Regions from separate parts of the Homo sapiens genome. Here region 2 is linked to region 1. Evidence: chromatin loops called from intact Hi-C (ENCODE). Cell type or tissue: heart left ventricle. All regions are shown on one strand. Links, peaks and the distances in the headings refer to the core of each region. The heading gives the core; the rest is flanking DNA. Region 1 overlaps SCFD2 (sec1 family domain containing 2). Region 2 has its middle 200 kb from the start of SPATA18.

The links. A loop is a pair of places that touch in the nucleus more often than their neighbours do. Peaks named below come from ENCODE experiments on the same cell type or tissue, not always from the same donor. Only the 100,000 strongest peaks of a DNase experiment are listed, where the experiment ranks them.
Region 2: it touches region 1 in a loop (3-fold over the local background); 4 of 110 quality-filtered maps call a loop at or near these places.

Annotation. Positions count from the first base shown.
Region 1 is chr4:52,992,483-52,995,286 of GRCh38, forward strand. All of the region lies in intron 5 of SCFD2 (sec1 family domain containing 2), which reads right to left. Among named protein-coding and RNA genes, the nearest start is that of SCFD2-AS1, 67 kb to the left of the region's middle. In heart left ventricle, for the core only: no CTCF peak of the experiment used is centred there; DNase peaks (open chromatin) are centred at 304 and 1,537; H3K27ac peaks cover 730 bases.
Region 2 is chr4:52,253,536-52,256,339 of GRCh38, forward strand. No RefSeq gene overlaps it. Among named protein-coding and RNA genes, the nearest start is that of SPATA18, 200 kb to the left of the region's middle. In heart left ventricle, for the core only: no CTCF peak of the experiment used is centred there; no DNase peak of the experiment used is centred there.

The sequences.
Region 1 (2,804 bases), core at 262-2,761:
CGCCCATCGTCTGGGATGTGAGGAGCCCCTCTGCCCGGCCACCCAGTCTGGCAAGTGAGGAGCACCTCTTCCCGGCCGCCATCCCCTCTAGGAAGTGAGGAGCGTCTCTGCCCGGCCGCCCATCGTCTGAGATGTGGGGAGTGCCTCTGCCCCGCCACCCCTTCTGGGATGTGAGGAGTGCCTCTGCCTGGCCGCCACCCCATCTGGGAGGTGAGGAGCGTCTCCGCCCGGCCGCCCCGTCTGAGAAGTGAAGAGCCCCTCCGCCCGGCAGCCGCCCCATGTGTGAAGTGAAGCCCCCCCTCCGCCAGGCAGCCGCCCCGTCCGGGAGGGAGGTGGGGGATGCCTCTGCCCGGCTGCCCCGTCTGGGAAGTGAGGAGCCCCTCTGCCCAGCAGTCACCCCGTCTGGGAGGTGTACCCAACAGCTCATTGAGAACGGGCCATGATGACGATGGCGGTTTTGTCGAATAGAAAAGGGGGAAATGTGGGGAAAAGATAGAGAAATCAGATTGTTGCTGTGTCTGTGCAGAGGGAAGTAGACGTAGGAGACTCCATTTTGTTCTGTACTAAGAAAAATTCTTCTGCCTTGGGATGCTGTTAATCTATAACCTTACCCCCAACCCCCTGCTCTCTGAAACATGTGCTGTGTCCACTCAGGGTTAAATGGATTAAGGGCGGTGCAAGATGTGCTTTGTTAAACAGATGCTTGAAGGCAGCATGCTCGTTAAGAGTCATCACCACTCCCTAATCTCAAGTACCCAGGGACACAAACACTGCGGAAGGCCGCAGGGTCCTCTGCCTAGGAAAACCAGAGACCCTTGTTCACTTGTTTATCTGCTGACCTTCCCTCCACTATTGTCCTGTGACCCTGCCAAATCCCCCTCTCGGAGAAACACCCAAGAATGATCAATAAATACTAAAAAAATAAAAAAATAAAAAAAGTATGTTTTTTAATTTAATTGAATATTTTATTTATGTGCGGCAACTAAATCATCAAAGTACTTTCAGTGGCTCACTAGGATGCATATCTAGAAGCAGCTCCGCATTTTAGTCTCAAGTGTGTTTGCAGGTTCCATGTAATTTTTTACATACATTGTTTATCTCTTCAAAATGACTGCTTCAAGAAAACTGAAGAAACGAAGACAGTGGCAAGGGGCTGGCATACAGGGTGAAATAAAAATGCCACTCCACTCATACCAGGCAAAAGTTGGCAATATTGCTGGATTTCCACTCCAAGTTTCCAAACTCCAATGATAAAAATGGTCATAAAATTAATTGGAATCATTGTAACTCTCTAGCACAGGTACTTTTCTTTTGACATGAAAATTATTTATAGACTGTTCTGTACTTAGTAATAAATAGCCTCAGAAAAAGGCTCTGGAGACAGAGGGAAGTGTGGGAGATATTGGGGTTGTCAAAACGATGACTGGGGGCGTGTACTGCAGGTCTTGGCAGTGCCACGGCAAGGGAAACAAAGCGCAGACCGCATTGCTTGGGCCCCAGCCCTCCTCCCAGCCCTGAGGCTGGTCCCGCTCTAGACAGCTGGGTTTGGAGCTGCTCCTGTTCAGGGGTAACTCCCCACAGGCCAGGAGTGGGGCTGTTCCTGGGGCATCCTCAGGCCAGCAGTTCCTCTGAATGGTTGGGGGAGAAATGAAAAGACACCTGGAGGGCTGTGGATCACAGCCAGGTGTTCCTGAGGGAGCTCAAGCATTCTGGGCAAGTCCTGGATGAACTCTGACCAAACCTAGAGGATTCCCTGTTTTTCTTAACACTGCCTTACTACTTCAGTTTTCTTCAAAACTCTAACATTTCACTAGCCTCTTATACTGCCTCGGACCACCCTGAAATTATGAGCGGGGAAGTGGAAAGAGCACGGGACTTGGTGCCAGAGAACTGGATTCTACTTCTAGCTCTGCTGATCTTGACCTTGAGCAAGTCAATTAAACATTGCCCAAGTCAGTGCCATCGGTGCCCTCACCTGTCAAATAGAGGGTGGACGGCAAGCCCCACTGGTCAGTGAGAGATCTGGAGATCATCTGGCCCATTTGACACAGGGACCTTGTTTTAGAGATGAGTAAACCAAGGTATCAAATAGCCTCATGCTCCCTTGGACTCTCAGGTGGTGTGGGGATTACACTTGAACTCCAGGGCTCTAGCCCTTCCTCTACTCCACTCGACAGATATACCACACTGTTGGCGATTAAAGTCCTGTCTGTTGTGAGACTCCACGCAGCAATTTAGACAGACACTGACATAGTTTCTGTCCTCACTGTTTGCAATGCAAAAACATTCCCTCATTAACAACAGGAAAAAAATGAGAGTATCTACATCTGCATAATATCATACACTATATTTATCATCATTACCATCATCATCGTCATAAAAAAAAAGCCTTGCAAACACCTACTATGTTAATGATAGCAACCAACATCTGTTGCTGGAGAGGACATTAATTTACTTACAAATAATGGCTATGTAGGAAAGAAAGCAAACTGATACCACAGAGCAGCAGGGATCAGTTTTGTGGAAGACAATTTTTCCATGAATCAGGGGGGTGGCATGGGGATGGTTTCAGGATAATTCAAGTGCATTACATTTACTGTGTACTTTATTTCTATTATTATTACATTTTAATATATAAGGAAATAACTATATAACTTACCATAATGTAGAATCAGTGGAAGCCCTGAGCTTCTTTTACTGCAACTAGATGGTCCCATCTGGGAGTGATGGGAGACAGTAAAAGATCATCAGGCATTAGATTCTCACAAGGAGCGCGGAACCTAGATCCCTCCCATAGGCAGTTC
Region 2 (2,804 bases), core at 192-2,691, 740 kb before region 1:
CTATCTATCTATCTATCTATCTATATCTATCATCTATCTATCTTTCTAACTATCCTGCTGGTTCTGTTTCTCTGGAGAACCTTGAGTAATCCAAGGAAGTCTCTGGGACTAACTTCATGGGCTCAGTTGGCCACCCCAAAGATGGTCACATCTTTAAGGTGTATTCCATATTCTACCTGTGTTCTTCCAAAGATACTTTGAGATCCTTCAGGAGCTCAGCCTCTTGCAAGAGGGGAACTGGCAACAGATACCATCAGCAGTGTTCATCTGAGCTATAACCAGGAATCACCAAAAGTTTGACTATGAGGATAACTGAAAATCTGCAAAGAAACACACATCCTCTATGACTGGGGGACTGGGAGTTTACTGTCTAATTGACAGGAAGATGCACTAGCAGCAAACATTCTCTTTATAAGAAAAATGCAAAGGCCAGGTGTGGTGGCTCACACCTGTAATCCCAGCACTTTGGGAGGCTGAGACAGGTGGATCACCTGAGGTCAAGAGTTCGAGACCAGCCTGAGCAACATGGAGAAACCCCATCTCTACTAAAAATACAAAATTAGCCGGACGTGGTGGCTCATGCTTGTAATCCCAGCTACTCGAGAGGCTGAGGCAGGAGAATTGCTTGAATCCGGGAGGCGGAGGTTGCGGTGAGCCGAGATCACACTATTGCACTCCGGCCTGGGCAAAAAGAGTGAAACTCCATCTCAAAAATAATTAAATAAATAAGCAAATGAAAAATGCAACTACTTGGAAGAATTTAGTTATCATCAGGCTGAAGCATATGAAATAATGTGGTAAAAGCCATCTTGCTTCAATACCATTTTACACTGAAATAACGTAACTAATACTCCAAAAGCATTTGACTCCAGGCAAAAACGAAGACATCTACTATGCCTCATTACTGGGAAGTATAAATTGGACAGCCTTTTAGAGGACAAGTTGTCAATACAGATCACAAACCTTAAATAACATATCTGTAGCCCTTGCCCCGTTCTACAAGAATGGATGCTGTAGAAATAACCAGACATACCCACAAAGATTTATGGCAGTGATGCTCCTTGTAGTGTGATTTGTAATGCAAAAAAAAAGGCAAAAAATATCTAAATGTTCCAATAATGGAGGATTGCTTAAAAAATTATGATGTACCTGTATATTAGAATGTTAGGCAGCCATATGTTAAAGAAATTAATATAATTATTATTTCAATAAAAATTGTTTTAAATTATCAAAAATAATTTTATAGGAAAAGATGTTATCAGATGAAATAATGTTCTTGATACAGTGTTAAGATTTTATAGTAGGTCACAAACAGTATATAAAGTATGAACCCACTTTGGGGAAAATATCCAAACTATATATTCACTCATTTATGGAGTATCTGAATAGGGAGGATAAAGAATTAAACAAGATAGAGATAAGAAGTCTAATACGATTACGACAAGTTGGAGGAAATATTTAAAATATTAATAGTGATTATTCCTGTGCCATGATATTGTTAGTATCTTTAGTTTTTCGTTGTCTTTCTTATATTTTCCAAAATCAAAGTAAAATGAACATGTACTATTTTAAAGTCAGAAAACAAAGCTATATATTGTTTTACATTGCATATTCAAGAATTCAAAACACAAGAAAAGCACTAATTTATGGGAAAAGGGTAATAGTGGTTTCTTAAAAAGCTTAATATGTCTTTAAACTCCTGGATTGTTTATCTATTTAGTTATTTAATGTGACAGAGTTCTCACCATGTTGCCTAGGCTGGTCTCGAACTCCTGGGCTCAAGCAATCCTCCCACCTCAGCCTTCCAAAGTGCTGGGATTATACCACACCCAGACTCAATACTTCCTAAACTTCTTTGGTTCAGTGGCACACACGGATTCATCTTCTTTTGGTTCCTCAGTATTTCCAGATACTTTTCCCTCTGCTGGAGTGCTCTTCCAGGAATAGAGAGAGATGGTGTCAGTGGGAGGAGAGAAGTGGAAGCAAAGGGCCGCTCTGTAGTCCTGATAGCCAGGTTGGAAGGACCCCCTTCAGACCTAGGTTGGAAGAGGGAACTTGAAATCCTAAGTACTCCTCTCACTCCCATTTCTGTAGTTCATTCCCTCTACCATTTCTTGGGCCCTGTTTCCTCACCTGTAATCAGGGGCTAATAGTCCCTCTCACCCAATAAACTGGTTGCTCTCTCTAAAATACTTTGGGATCTCTCAGTAAATAGTGATGAAAGAAAGCACCATGGGAAGTGATGATGTAGATACCATTTAGCTTGGGCCTCTGGGAACTTTGAGAACAGATACACATATAGATGAGTGAGTGAGTGAATGAATGAATGAATGAATATGGAGTTATCTAAAGAATGTCAAGAGCAGTCACCACTAGAAGAAGAAAATAATGCTGAAAAATATTTTTAGATTCATAAAAACATATTCTTCTTGGTAAGTGGCAGAAATGTATTAAAGCTAAAGCTAAAACAAAGTTTTCTGAAAGGGCAGTTACTAATAAAAAGATAAGCTCTGTGGGTTCTATCGTTCTTTTATTTTCCCCCTCCATTTATTCATCTATTCAACAAATATTCTGGGGTGGTTTTTCTGAGCCCGGCACTGTGCTGGAGCACTGTTTCAAGAGTACAGGAGGCTGAAGTGGCCAGGTTGAGAAGGACTCAGCCATGCAAAGAACTAGAGAGGGAGCACTCCAGGCCAAGGAAACAGCAAGGGCAAAGGCACTGAGGTGGAGACAGGAAGGAGGCTGGTGTGGACGGAGCATTGGTGGAAGGTGCACTGGGCCTCGTCACTTGGGGCCTTGTGAAC